2 separate regions of the Homo sapiens genome follow, and region 1 is linked to region 2. The links are chromatin contacts, found by Hi-C or POLR2A ChIA-PET in ENCODE. All regions are on one chromosome and are shown on one strand. The core of a region is the stretch at or near the end of the contact, and the rest is flanking DNA. Distances in the headings are between cores, read along the strand shown. Region 1 holds the start of MUC8 (mucin 8). Region 2 overlaps LOC105370092.

Region 1 (7,086 bases), core at 3,174-5,673, 45 kb before region 2:
TGGCCTCGTCAGTTTGGAGGTCTGAATTTCATTCCTAAGGCAGGTCTGGGAGGTTGTGAGTCATACAACGCAGGTTCCCTTCTGAGAGCATTGCTCCTGCCGGGCTGGATGGTGCCCCGTGGCCTGCACAGATAGACGGGCATCCTCAGAAGCACATGCCAACTCCCAGTGCGGCCTGAGTCCTGGGACACCCCCCCCCCCACCAACTCTGGGCACTCTCTCCACCCCTGCCCACCCTGCATCCCCGCCTCAGAGCGGCTTCTGCCTCGGGGCCTCTGCCTGTGTTCTCTCCTTGCTGGCAGCTTCCACTCATGCCTTCTCGGAGGGGCATGGCAGGGCTCCTCAGGGTGGCATCAGGTCACCTTGCCCCACGCTGGTGCCCACAAGACCGATGGTGGCTCTCACTGGTGTAGTGCTGCCTGCACTACACCGTGAGCCCCGGGGACACTGTCCCTTCACTGCTGACCCCCGCGGCTGGAACATCACCTGGTGCACAGGGAGCTGCTCACATGAGTGGCGTGAAGAAAACGGTTCCCAGCAGAGAACCTGGTGTGTGGGATACCGCGAGGGGGGCGGCCTGGTGCGTGGGATACCTCGAGGGGGGCGGCCTGGTGCGTGGGATACCTCGAGGGGGGCGGCCTGGTGCGTGGGATACCTCGAGGGGGGTGGCCTCTGGACGGTGCTCATGAGGCCCAGATCAAGGTGTGGGCCAGGAGGTTCCTCCTGGAGGCTCCTGGGGAGAATGTTTCCTGGGAGGATAGAAACCAGGCCCCTGTGGGCATCGTGCGGGAAGGGTGAGCTGGTCTGAGAGTGGAGCTGACTCCAAGAGTGAAGGTGAGAGGGAGACAGAAGCAAGGCCCCCATGACGTCCTTTGAGCCCCTGGATCCAGCTAGACCTGAAGCCACCCACTCCAGGACGTCCTGGTTATGTGAGTCACTAATTTCTCCCTTGGCTTCAACCACTTTTGTTGCCTTTTCTGTCACAATTCAGAATGCCCTGACTTGTGTGGGGTTGTGCAGTCAGGAAAGAGGAAAAGGTGTATCCAGAAGGGGAATCCCCAGGGCCAGAGCTCAAGAATCAGCCCCCGGCTGAGCACCACATGTAGTGGATGGAGCCCAGGGCCCCCGAGGTGCACGGCCCAGGCAGATCCTCAGGCTGTGGGGCAGGAGAGTGCTGGGGGTGGCGGCCTCTCTCACCCCCACCTCGGCCTCTCTCACCCCTACCTCAGGGTCTGGCCAGCTGTGGTGCTTCACAGAAGGGATGGAAGTGATTGTGAACCTATCACGAGCCCAACTCCAGACACTGATCCCAGGAGGATGCGCCCAGGCTAGTCCACTGGCCCCAAAAGGACACACCCAGGCTAGCCCACTGATCCCAAGAGGACACACCCAGGCTAGCCCACTGATCCCAAGAGGACACACCCAGGCTAGCCCACTGATCCTGGGAGGAGCCCAGGCTAGCCCACTGAGGAGGCAGGGGAGAGAGATGCAGGTGGGGTGAGAGGACAGTTGGGGATGCATCTTGGTGATCATGATTGGGGAGGACCTCCTAGTGCCTCAGCTGTGGTGGGGGAGGGGTGGGGGATGGGAGGGCACTTTGAGGCTCCCAACCTGGGAGGAGCCACCACAATCAGCCCAAACGTCACTGCTCCACCAGGCTGTGTGACAGCTGCAGTGTGGTCAGGCTGCAAATTGGCCCTTGGTTCTGCAGGGACTTGGAGAACCTCTGCGGCGTGCAGGGGGTGGACGCTGACCCGGGGCACAGGCCCCACCCAAGCAAACCGCAGCAGCTGCAGCAGGGCTGGGGAGGGAAGCTCAGGGGTAGGAGCCGATCTGATCTGTGCGTTCCAGGGCTTCCCCTGGAGGAGGCACTCGGGGTGAGGGGGCCCTGCAGAGAGGCCCAGAGCTGGGGAGGCCAGTGGAGCCGGGAGCCACCTGGAGGGAGGAGGAAGGTGCGGCCGGGTCAGCGTTGGGAGGGGTGTAGCTCAGCCTAGGGGCCGGTGGTAGGAGGGGTGCAGCCCAGCCTGGGGGCTGGTGGGGAAGCTGCATCCCATGAGGGGCCGGAAGCACTGAGGGCAGCTCAGGGCTGGGTTGTTTCCAACAGGCCAGGTGTCATGGGGTGAATGTGTCTGAGGAAGGAGAGGGCAGGCTGGGGAGAACTGGACAGTGATGGAAGCTGGGGGGACTCCAGCCGTCCTGGCCTCTGGGGGCTCCTGCCAGGGCGCAGGGTGCGGGGACAGCCTGGTCTGCATAGCTGCGAGTCTGAGGACCTCTTCAGGAAGACTTGTGGGGTCAGAGGCTGCACGGTCCGTGAGGGGGGCGGCAGCCGTGAGGTTCGGGATCACAGGACAAGGGCCGTGGGGTGTCCGGCATGGGCATTGGAGACCGCGATGGAGTCAGGTTCTGCTGGACATGGACCAGAAGTCCCCAGTTCAGTTCTGAGCACGTGGGTGAGGGGACTCCTGGGGGGCCGCCAGGGGCTCCGAGGAGATGTGGGCTCGGGAGCTGTGATGGCTGGGCTGTGTCCCCCACAAATCCACATGCTGAAGTCCCACCCCCACGACCTCAGGATGTGACTGCATAAAGGGGTCTTTAATGAGGGTGTCAAGGTAAAGCGAGGTTGTTGGGGTGGACCCTGATCCAGTCCCATGGGTGACACAATACGAAGAGGCGATCAGGGAGGAAAAGGCCCCGGAGAGCGGCTTTGAGAGTGACGACCGCCCGTGATGACCGGCCTGTGATAACTGGCTGGTGATAACTGGCTCGTGATGACCGGCCCATGATGACTGGCCCGTGATAACTGGCTCGTGATGACCACCCGTGATGACCGCCCGTGATGACCGGCCCGTGATAACTGGCTGGTGATAACTGGCTCGTGATGACCACCCGTGATGACCGCCCGTGATGACCGGCCGTGATAACTGGCTGGTGATAACTGGCTCGTGATGACCAGCCCGTGAAGGACAAGGAAGAGGTAAGGATGCAGACAGGCACAGGGGGCCACCAGGTGAACGCACAGAGGAGACACCGACTGCCGGCCAAGGAGGGAGGCACAGGATGAACCTGCCCTGCCGGCCCCAGGGTGGAGACTTCCAGCCTCCGGGGTGGGCGACGGGTGCCCCAGCCTCCGGGGTGGGCGACGGGTGCGTGTGGTTTGAGCCGCTGGCCTGTGTCGTTTGTTGTGGTGGCCTGAAGAGACCTGCACGGTAGCTGAGTGTGGTGGACACGCCAAAGCCGCAGGCAGGAGACCTGCAGTGAGGCTGGCAGGACCATGTGGCGGCAATGGCCACCCCAAGCCTCAGGGGCTTCCTGCAGGGATGGCTGCTCAGATGCCGGGGCCTGCAGTGCTGATGAGGGTGTGCCTGGGCCACATCGCCATGGAGGACGGGAGGGGCCTGTTCGTTTCTAGAGGGACACGCCGGCCACCCGGATGCAGATACCACGTCCTCACGGATGCGCACACGTTGCTTAGACACCATCACGTGAGCCTTTTGAGCTTTGAAGGTTGAGAACATATTCCTAAGAACACACATCAGCGCCATTTAGAGCTTCTAAGGGGTTACCGCGGAGGAAGGGGCGGGGTCACCGCGGAGGAGGGGGGCGGGGTCACCGCGGAGGGAGGGGGCGGGGTCACCGCGGAGGGAGGGGGAGGGGCACCGCGGAGGGAGGGGGAGGGTTCACCGCGGGGGGGGGAGGGTTCACCGCGGAGGGAGGGGGAGGGTTCACCGGGGAGAGAGGGGGCGGGGGGGTCACCGCGGAGGAAGGGGGCGGGGTCACCGCGGAGGAAGGGGTGGGGTCACCGCGGAGGAGGGGGCGGGGTCACCGCGGAGGAAGGGGCGGGGTCACCGCGGAGGGGGGGCGGGGTCACCGCGGAGGAAGGGGTGGGGTCACCGCGGAGGAGGGGGCGGGGTCACCGCGGAGGAAGGGGTGGGGTCACCGCGGAGGGGGGGCGGGTCACCGCGGAGGAAGGGGCGGGGTCACCGCGGAGGAGGGGGGCGGGGTCACCGCGGAGGAAGGGGCGGGGTCACCGCGGAGGGAGGGGGAGGGGCACCGCGGGGGGTGCGGGGTCACCGCGGAGGAAGGGGCGGGGTCACCGCGGAGGAGGGGGCGGGGTCACCGCGGAGGAAGGGGTGGGGTCACCGCGGAGGAGGGGGCGGGGGTCACCGCGGAGGAGGGGGCGGGGTCACCGCGGAGGAAGGGGTGGGGTCACCGCGGAGGAGGGGGCGGGGGTCACCGCGGAGGAGGGGGCGGGGTCACCGCGGAGGAAGGGGCGGGGTCACCGCGGAGGAAGGGGCGGGGTCACCGCGGAGGAGGGGGCGGGGTCACCGCGGAGGAGGGGGCGGGGTCACCGCGGAGGGAGGGGAAGGGCACCGCGGAGGGAGGGGAAGGGCAGTCTTGTTTTGAAAATTCCAGTGCAAAGACAGTGTTGTTTCCGGAGGCGCCTAAGTGATCCCGCAGCGACTCTGAGGAGGACCCTGAGGGTCGGGCATTCTTGCCCTGACCGGCCTCTGCTGGACGCCCACCGGGGAATCAGGGAGATACACGGGGCCCCGGCTTCCAGGAGCGCAGCCAGGCCACAGCCCTGAGGACGGGCAAACCCACCCAGGCGCGGTGAGAGGGAGGCCGCCCAGGCCTGGGGCCTGGCGGCAGGGGATGAAGTGGACCAGAGCCCCGCAAATCCTAACGTGGGTGAGCAGTGAGCCTGTGTGGCTGCGAGTGGCTCCGTTTTGGGGCTGTTTGTTCCTGCAGCAAATGATGCCAGCCCTGACGGAACCAGTGCACGTCCACCACGAGCTGCCCACGTCCTCTCCAGGAAGGGACCCGGGTCCACGAGCTGCCCACGTCCTCTCCAGGAAGGGACCCGGGTCCACGAGCTGCCCACGTCCTCTCCAGGAGGGGACACCGGGTTCACGAGCTGCCCACGCCCTCTCCAGGAGGGGACACCGGGTTCACGAGCTGCCCACGTCCTCTCCAGGAGGGGACACCGGGTTCATGAGCTGCCCACGCCCTTTCCAGGAAGGGACCCCGGGTTCACGAGCTGCCCACGTCCTCTCCAGGAGGGGACACCGGGTTCACGAGCTGCCCACGTCCTCTCCAGGAAGGGACCCAGGTCCACGAACTGCCCACGCCCTCTCCAGGAGGGGACCCGGGTCCACGAGCTGCCCACGTCGTCTCCAGGAAGGGACCCGGGTCCACGAGCTGCCCACGTCCTCTCCAGGAAGGGACCCGGGTCCACGAGCTGCCCACGTCCTCTCCAGGAAGGGACCCCGGGTTCACGAGCTGCCCACGTCCTCTCCAGGAAGGGACCCCGGGTTCACGAGCTGCCCACGTCCTCTCCAGGAGGGGACCCCGGGTTCACGAGCTGCCCACGTCCTCTCCAGGAAGGGACCCCGGGTTCACGAGCTGCCCACGTCGTCTCCAGGAAGGGACCCGGGTCCACGAGCTGCCCACGTCCTCTCCAGGAAGGGACCCGGGTCCACGAGCTGCCCACGTCCTCTCCAGGAAGGGACCCCGGGTTCACGAGCTGCCCACGTCCTCTCCAGGAAGGGACCCCGGGTCCACGAGCTGCCCACGTCCTCTCCAGGAAGGGACCCGGGTCCACGAACTGCCCACGTCCTCTCCAGGAAGGGACCCCGGGTTCACGAGCTGCCCACGTCCTCTCCAGGAGGGGACACCGGGTTCACGAGCTGCCCACGCCCTCTCCAGGAAGGGACCCCGGGTTCATGAGCTGCCCACGTCCTCTCCAGGAAGGGACCCGGGTCCACGAACTGCCCACGCCCTCTCCAGGAGGGGACCCGGGTCCACGAGCTGCCCACGTCGTCTCCAGGAAGGGACCCGGGTCCACGAGCTGCCCACGTCCTCTCCAGGAAGGGACCCGGGTCCACGAACTGCCCACGCGCTCTCCAGGAGGGGACACCGGGTTCACGAGCTGCCCACGCCCTCTCCAGGAAGGGACCCCGGGTTCACGAGCTGCCCACGTCCTCTCCAGGAGGGGACACCGGGTTCACGAGCTGCCCACGTCCTCTCCAGGAGGGGACACCGGGTTCACGAGCTGCCCACGCCCTCTCCAGGAGGGGACACCGGGTTCACGAGCTGCCCACGTCCTCTCCAGGAAGGGACCCGGGTCCACGAGCTGCCCACGTCCTCTCCAGGAGGGGACACCGGGTTCACGAGCTGCCCACGCACTTTCCAGGAAGGGACCCCGGGTTCAGGTCTCCTGCCGGCCCACATCGTGCCTTTGTGTAAATCAGAAGAAAGATGAGGAACAGGCCCTCCTCTCTCTCCAGGCAGGCTTTGGTGGAGGGGCTGGATCTCCTGCCGCACCTTCCCTGGCAGGGCACCCTGTGCTTGAGCCCCAGAACTGCAGGCGGCCGGCAGAGAAGGGGTCCATGATGGCGCCTCGGTGCGCAGCCTTGGACCTGCCCCCATGGACCTGGGTGAGGACTTCCCAGCCCTTCCCCGGCTCCAGCTGCTCTCCCTAAGGGCCGCCTCACCCCTTCCTCGGGCAGGGGGCAGTGGACGAGGGTTCCGTCCCTCCAGGGGATGCTCCCAAACCCCTGCCAGGACTTGGCAGATCCGGCCTCTCATCTTGGCAGCTAGATGGTGGGACGGGATCATCGTGGTGGCTTTAATTTGCATTTCTCTGATGACTGATGATTTCGAGCATCTCTTCATATGTTTGCTGGCTTTGGGGATAGAGATATTTCTTCCTAAAGCAAAACTTGATTATGTCATTTCTGCTTCAAGATGCCAGTGATGCCTGAGGTCTGCAGGGCAGTGCAGACGCTCACCGCCTGGCCGCTCAGGAGCCTGTGCTTGACCCCCAAATCCGCCCCCCAACTCCCTGTTACCGGCTCACTCCTTCCATGAGGGGCCTTCCCCAGGGACAGCCGATGCTCTCCTGATGGCTCCTGCCCTTGCAGAGTGCTGCCCCCGCCTGCCCACCTGGCCTGGACCCTCGCCTGAGCCCCCTCAGGGCTCTGCGCCACCTCAACCCAGGCGTTTGTTCCGCAGGAACCTCCCGGCTCTTCCCACTCGGGAAAGGAAGGCTCTGGGCATGGAGGTCGGCCAGGCCCCATCCCCGTA
Region 2 (7,112 bases), core at 275-2,774:
GGCGTGAGCCGCTGCGCCCGGCCCCAGCTTTTCTTTAAAAGAACAGAAGGTGGAGCAAGGCTGAGTCCACACCCTGCGAGTCAGGAAGTAGCTGCAGCTGTCTGCGGGCCGCCGCCTCGCCCCGCGGGCTCCTGCCTGCTGTGCCACGCCCCTCACTGCTCCCCACCGCGTTGCAGCTGGCGCTCCACCTGCCGCTCACCAGACCAGGGCTGGCAGCCCCTTCCCAGACCTGCCTCTCTGTGATCTCATGTGACCATGGCAGCTGCAGCTGTCTGTGGGCTGCACACCCGGGCACGGTGGCAAGCTCCCGGGATGGGGGATGATGAGCAACCCTCAGATGGCCCCACAGTGTGCCAGGTATCGCCCTTACACACCTGTAAGGGCGTCACCTCATTTCATTCTCATGACAGCTCTCTGGGGGGGGGCATCATCACTATCACCTTACAGATAAGGAAGCTCAGGCACCAAGAGGTTAGATAACTTGCTCCAGGTCACATAGGGACGATGAGCGTTGCAGGTGTGTGCAGGTGTGCATAGGTGTGTTCCAGTGTGTGCAGGTATGCCCATGTGTGTGCAGGTGTGCTCCAGTGTGTGCAGGTGTGCTCAGGTGTGCGCAGAGGTTCCCAGGTGTGTGCAGGTGTGCCCAGGTGTGTGCCGATGTGCCTAGGTGTCTGCAGGTGTGCTCAGGTGTGTTGAGTGCCAGGCACGAGGAGCCGAGGCCCTTCCACATGTCTTACCCCAGGCTCCAGCGGCCCAGTTCCAGGGTGGGAGGTCTGCCAAGGCCTCATGGCCGCCTGCTCAGGATGGGGGAGGGCACCTTCCCCTTCTTGGCCATCTGCCCAGTCCTCTCGGGGTTGGGGGCTGTGCTGGAGGGGGCGGGCAAGGACGTGCCTACGCTGTCATCTGGTGGCTGCCTCCCAGGAACTAGGGAATTCCAGGTTCCTGTCCAGAGTCCACCCGCAGGCTCCTGACACCAGTGGCTCCCCCAGGCCCAGAGGACGCAGGCTGCTGAGGGGCTGCAGCCCATCAGGGTCCCTGCCTGAGCCCCGCTGTCAGGCAGGCATCCCACAGGAGCACCCTGGGCTCTGCTGCCTTCCCGCGGTTTCCTGTTGTGGGCAGGGCCACAGGGGCTGTTGGGGAAATTCAAGGCCTGGGACCTGGGAACTTCCAGCCTGGGGAGGGAGACGGGCGAGGGCCAGGAGCGGGTTTCAGGAAGTGACCAGTGCCCTGGGAGAGGGAGAGTGGCCGCAGGTGGCTGCTTCCCACAGGCCCCATGGAAAGGACATCTGAGCTGAGGCCTGAGGATGGGAGAACCCTCATGTGTGAAAATGGGGAAGTGGGCGGGAGGTGGGGAGGTGGGCAAGTCGGCAAGTCACAGGGCGTGGGGTAGGAGCTTGAGCGTCACCGTCGGGAAGAGGCCGTGTGGTCAGGGAGGGAGGAGGGTGGCTGCCGTTGGCAGCTGTCAGATGGGACTCGCAGGCAGGTTTCGGACAGGTTTCCTTTCCCAGGCCATCTGCGAGAACAGAGACGAGGGCTTGGATCAGTTTCTGTCTGAGTTGGCGCCTTCCCAGGCTGGCTGTTGGCTCTGCTCCCTTCTGGGACCTGTTGGGATGAGCAGATCAGGGAGTATTTTGAGCCGAAAGGTACGTGGGGAAACTGGGACTGACAGCGAATTCCCTGTCTGCGTTTGCCCACATGAGTTTTTCTTTGTGCTCTTGTGCTCTCAGGAATTCAGCCTCTGAATCCCTCCTGGGCCTGGGGTGGAGCAGGGTGAACACATACGGAAGCGTAAACACAGCGGGCCGACTTCAGCCTGCAGCTCAGCCCTGCGGTCTCCTGGGCAACGCGCTGCGTGGGGACATTGTCTCTCACCTGAAAAGCTGCTTACGGGCCCCCACCTCGTCGTGGGTTTAAAGCGGATTAATGGGAGGGTTGGTGGTTCTGGGGCTGGCAGGGCTTCCCAGCAGGGGCAGCCCCTTCATGTGGTGGCGAGCTTGGTAGTGACAACAGGCAGGCCGCTGTGCCCCGGGTGGGTGGCTGGAGCTGGGCGTGGGGTGTCTCCCCGTGAGGACTGTCTGCCCTGCCCGCTGCTCACAAGCCTTCTGCGTTTCCCACCACGCTCTCCTCACCTTCTACTGGGAGGAAGGTCCCAGGGCACGGGAGGGACCCTGTCTAGAGTGGAGCTGGGCTGCCCCATCTCAGGTCATGGGTCACGGCTGCCCCATCTCAGGTGACGGCAGCCCCCTTCAGGTGAAGGCCAAGGCGCGGCTCTTCTCCTCCCAGCCTGAAGCAGATCCTGTTGTCTGCAAGTACCCAGCATCCGATGGCTTCTCACGGCCTCCACCCCGGCCACCTGGTCCGAGACACTGCTGTCTCCGGCCTGGACTGGTGCAGTAGCCAGCAGCTGCTGCTCTCGCCCTCTATGGGGCAGCCTCACACGGCCCGTGGTGCCCCTGCTGGTGCTCAGTCCTTGTGCGCTCCCTCCCTTGAGCATGTGCGGGACCTGTGGTTTATCTCAAATGAATAGAAAATGGCAAAAGCAATGGGGTGTCACTTCCAAATCTGGTCGCGGAAAGACCCTGGTCTATCTTGCTCATCCCTCTCACCCTCTCCCACGGTCTGGTGAAACCAGTGGCTGTGCCGAGAGCTGCCATGGGGCAAGAGACTGAGGGCGGCTTCCAGCTAAACGCCAGTGAGGAGCTGAGGCCCTGAAGAACTGAATCCCGCCCAGAACTACATGCCTGAGCTCGGAGCCATTTCTTCCCCATGGGAGATGAGACCCCTGCCCAGCTGAGTCCGGATTGCAGCCTGTGAGACCCTGAGCCTGCGGATCCAGCCAAGCCATACCTGATCCTTGATCTAAGGAAAATGGGAGCTGATAAGTGTGTGCTGTTTTCAGCTGCCAAGTGTGGGACCCTTTGTGATGCTGGAGTCAGTAGATGCCGCAGGCTCACCCCGCCCTCTCCTCCCAGCCAGCATGATTATGTCAAGACCAGATCAGCTCACAGCACTTCCCTGCTCATGGCTCCTAGTGTCTCAACAGCCCCAGGCCCTGCCCCATTTGTCACCTCCCAGCCACCCACCCCAGGCCCTGCACTGTTCGTCACCCCCTGGCCACTGCCTGCTCCCCAGGCCTGCCCTGTTCATCACCCCCCCAACAGGCCTTGAACCATTCATCACCCCCCGGCCACCAGCCCCAGGCCCCGCCCCGTTCGTCACCCCCCCCCGCCACCCACCCCAGGCCCCGCCCCGTTCATCACCCCCCCACCGGCCACCCGCCCCAGGCCCTGCTCCGTTCGTCACCCCCCGGCCACCCGCCCCAGGCCCCGCCCCGTTCGTCACCCCCTGGCCACCGCCTGCTCTTTCCTTGCTTCCTGGCCTTGAGCCACATGGGGCAGTTTCCTGAACATTCCCACTGTGTTTGCACAGGAGGTTCCCTCTGCCTGAGATGCTGCTCCCTCACGCCTTCCAACATCAGCTTCTCAGTGAGCCCCTCCCTGATCTCTCTGCTTAGCCTCAGATTCCTCCCGTGTCCCTGCCGCTCCTGCTTATTTGTCTCTGCAGGATTCATCAGCATCGGGCCCTTCCAGCTGTCAACCTACCCCCGCTGCCACTGGGACGCACACTCCACAAAAGCAGGGTTCTCCTGTGTCTTCTCTCTCCCCTGCAGCACCCCCAGGGCCTAGAGCAGTGTCTGACACACGGTGGAGTCTCAGCAAACATTTGTTCAAGGAGTAAACCGCAGGAGTGGAGGGCAAATCCAAGCGTGAGCCTGAGCCTGCGTTGCTGCGGGAATGTGAGCAGGTGCCCCGGTCCACCCCGGCAGAGGCCTCCCCCGCCCAGCGCGTTTCGCCACATCTCCTCTGGCCAACTGAGTCCTCGCAGAAAGGTGTGTCAAACAGATCATTCCTCCACCTGCATCCCTGAGTGAGGACAAACAGCAGGTCCCCTGAGGACGTGTGAGAGCAGTTGCCTGAGTGAGAGATACGCCTTCGCCATTGAAGGCACTGAGTCTGGGGACTGTTTGTTAGAGCAGCAGAACCAAGCAATCCTGACAGCGCAGAAACCAGCTCCAAGAAATGAGGTGCTGCCGCAGCCACAGGGCACCTGGAGCACGTGTCCTGCTCACGTGGAGGACAGAGAGAAGGCGGGGCAGAGGCCGGAGCACACTCGGTGTGGAACACTCGGTCAGACTGGACTCGGCAACTTGGAAGTTGGACCATGAACCTGACGAAACCGCAGCTCTAGGGAAAGGCTGGAAAATCGCACGTCGGCAGACATGCCAGTGAGATCTTTTGAGGAGCCAGACCCAGACAGGAATTGTCCATCCTGCCAGCAGGCGTGAAAGTGAACAAGGAGATTTCAAAATATGACACTCCCAGAAAGCTGGAAGAGCCGGCTGACTGTAGACTCCAAGTGATCAAGAAAGTGCACTGACAAAAGTCTCAAGCAGGGCACGGCGTCACAGCCTTGTTCATCTCCCGTGCATCGAGGCGTCTCATGGTGAAGGTGCCATGTGGGCATGGTGATTTTCACTTGGACAAAACGGCGCAGGGGAAAGTGACCAGGTAGGGAGAGGAGGATGACGTCCCTGAAACTCAGCTGAGCCATCGGCATGGGCGGAAGGCTTTGTGGCCCTGGGAAGGTCGATGGCGGAGGAGCTGCAGGGGTGGCTGCTGCATGTGGAGCTGGCTGAAGCCAGAGATGAGAAAGCTCCTGGGGTCTCGAGAGAGTCGCGATGACAGGATGGCACCCACTCAGTCTACAAGAGAAACGTGTGCGTTAATGCAAACCACCACTAACTCCTGCGACCAGGAGGTGGGCGGCGAAGACTCACCGGCCCCAAGGAAGGCGTGTCCTGGGTACCCACCTCGTACTGGCCGAGAAGGGTCATGGAGGAATCAGAAACCTCTCGGAGGGCAGAGCCAGGGGCCTCGGAGGATGGCAGAAAGGGAGGTGACCTTCAGGTAGGAACTGAATCTGGACTGAGTGAGGGAGCGTGGACCAGCACCAGGGTGGGTGCTCAGGGGCCTTCCCGGGGGTTTCAGGTCCTCTGTGGACCAGCGACTGCCGCCATCTCCCTTCTCTCTCTCCCTGCTGCTGGGGCCATCATGTCCATTCCCTGCCACCCACTGTGCACCGAGCATGAGGGAGGCAATGACCAATCTCTTCAGTCTGTGAGTCTCCGGTGAAGAGGTGTCTGGGGTCACCCAGACCCGATATGGCTGTGATTTGGGGTCGTCTCACCTGGGGAGCCATGACGGGGAGTGAACACAGTCGATTAGTCCAGAAGGCAGACGTGGAAGTCAGTGGCGCCGCCCACTAATATTTTGGCCTCCTTTTCCAGACGCATTTAGGATTATGCTTTCCCTCTCTCTCCAAGTTAGGCCCGGCCATGTGACCTGCTTTGGCCAATGAAATTCTAGCCTTTAAACACGAGTTCATGATGCTTCCTGCTTTGGGGATTGTGGATGTGTGTTGACACCTGGGTCCCTGTCCCCCAGTGATGACAAAGAGCAAAGGCACCTGCTGGCCCACGCTGGACACACATGTGAGAAAGACATGCATCTGTGAAGTGCTCAGCTGCTGTGGTGTGGGGCTGTTTGTTACACAGCCCAGCCAAGCCCAGCCTGACTGATACACTCCCTCAAGCATGAATAGGGCTCTGCCTCTCCAATGAGGGGAGTGGGGCCCAGGGCTGTTTCTCAGCGATGTCCAGAACACCTTACTCCTAGGTCCCCCAGAAGCAATGACAAGAAACACCACAGGAGGCATCTGTGGAGGAGCTGGTCGTGGCAGGGTGGGCACAGCTCTGCCCTGCTGTGGAAGGAGTTGACGATCCCCCAGGGCCCTGTCCCCGAGGGAGGGCCTGGTCTCCTGAGCAGTGTCCTGGATCGGGGCTGGCGTGTGAGTAAAAGTGGGTCCAGCCCTCCCCACCCCAAGCTGGGAGAGGTGAGACCCCCACAGCCCACTAGGCGCCAGTGACTGATGGGCCCGCCACTGTCTTCACAGCCCCCAGAGTTCTCTGGTAATCACAGGCGTGGAACATGTGCCAGGAACCTTTGGTTTGCGTGTACCTTTAGATGCTCGGATTAAATTACACCCATAATGCATTATGTCATTGATAATAATATCACTGTGTATAAGACACGGCGTGGAAGGAGCCTGCTCCTGGACGGTTCATCCGTCTCTTCACACACAATTTCCATACGTGACTAAAGATCACCATTTTAACAGCCTTTGGTGCAGACACTGAGAGGCAGTTGCAGAGTTAACAGCGCATAAATCTCATTTCCTCTGCACTCCATTTTTCTCAGGCTGCAGAATCAATTTGAGTCTGTCAGGATTTTATTCCAAAGTCTATTAACGGCCCCCGCTTCCTTCTACTCCCCCGCCCACCGCCTTCCCCTTTCGTGAACTCAGTCCTGCAGAAAAAGACGCCTTGCTGATACAAAGTAACAGCCTTTTATCTCTTTACAACAAAATCTAACTAGGCGTGAAGGAGACGCAGCTGGGACAATTAGGCGAGGGTGGAGGTCACTGGCCTGGGGATCCCGCAGCCCAGGCCCTTGTGGGTCTGCAGCTGGGTCCTGGATGCGTAGCTCCCGCCCTGGGAAGGGAAACTGCTGGGCCTTTTCCGCGTGCCCCGCGGGCAGGAGGTGCTTTCTGGAGGGCAGCCCATGTTCTCTCTGTGGATCCAGTTGCCTCGCCCAGGGGAGGTCTCTGCTGTGACAGTAACTTAGAGGTGCAGCCGCCCTTCTGAGTCACGCACACATCAGGGTGAACCCCACAGCACCCGCTTGCTGGCCCCACTTCACAGGCGGGGAACCAGGCACAGAGAGGTTGAGTGATCTGCCCGAGGCCACACAGCACAGTGGCAGAGCTGGGGCCCGGTAATTCACTCTTCCTGTCGCCCTTTGTGAAAGTCCCGCCCTGTCCTGGGCACCGCACAATCCTTCCGGTCCCACGGGAGGCCCAGCCCCTGCTCCGCCTGCAGCCGCCACACCCCCTGCCCCTCTCCCTCCGCGGACCCCGTCCGCCCCGCCCTCCCGGGGCCGCTGCTCCCTGCCCTGGTCCGCCTTCTTCAGGGGAGGGGCGTGGCCACCCAGGCC

The links. Hi-C counts contacts between places; a loop is a spot of excess contacts on that map. ChIA-PET counts read pairs that join two places held with the same protein, here RNA polymerase II (POLR2A). Pooled maps may share reads with other maps.
Region 1: a loop to region 2 is called in a map of HepG2, with 2.6 times the contacts of the local background. The contact joins the promoter of MUC8 here to the enhancer-like site in region 2. A Hi-C loop is called at or near these places in 12 of 168 maps with a recorded cell type or tissue (B cell, CD4-positive, alpha-beta T cell, CD4-positive, alpha-beta memory T cell and 6 more), 23 of 37 single-sample maps with no recorded cell type and 15 of 50 pooled maps. POLR2A ChIA-PET finds 5 or more read pairs at or near these places in 13 of 52 experiments (B cell, CD4-positive, alpha-beta T cell, CD4-positive, alpha-beta memory T cell and 10 more).

The regions. Positions count from the first base shown.
Region 1 is chr12:132,471,924-132,479,009 of GRCh38, reverse strand. It overlaps MUC8 (mucin 8), which reads left to right and starts at 4,423. Exons shown (of 8, transcript XM_047429967.1): 1 at 4,423-5,070; 2 at 5,507-5,599; 3 at 5,601-5,762; 4 at 5,764-5,802; 5 at 5,804-5,842; 6 at 5,844-5,882; 7 at 5,884-6,126; 8 at 6,128-7,086. The coding sequence starts at 4,654. The coding sequence ends at 6,262.
Region 2 is chr12:132,423,508-132,430,619 of GRCh38, reverse strand. It overlaps LOC105370092, which reads left to right. Exons shown (of 4, transcript XM_047429966.1): 4 at 1-6,113. Among named protein-coding and RNA genes, the nearest start is that of MUC8, 48 kb to the left of the region's middle. RefSeq lists a silencer at 12-181 and an enhancer at 1,411-1,945. Within about 2 kb of position 1,524, at least 8 of the 41 ENCODE cell types and tissues checked have a DNase peak (open chromatin) inside an H3K27ac peak, as active enhancers do; they include B cell and body of pancreas, where a contact is called at or near this core.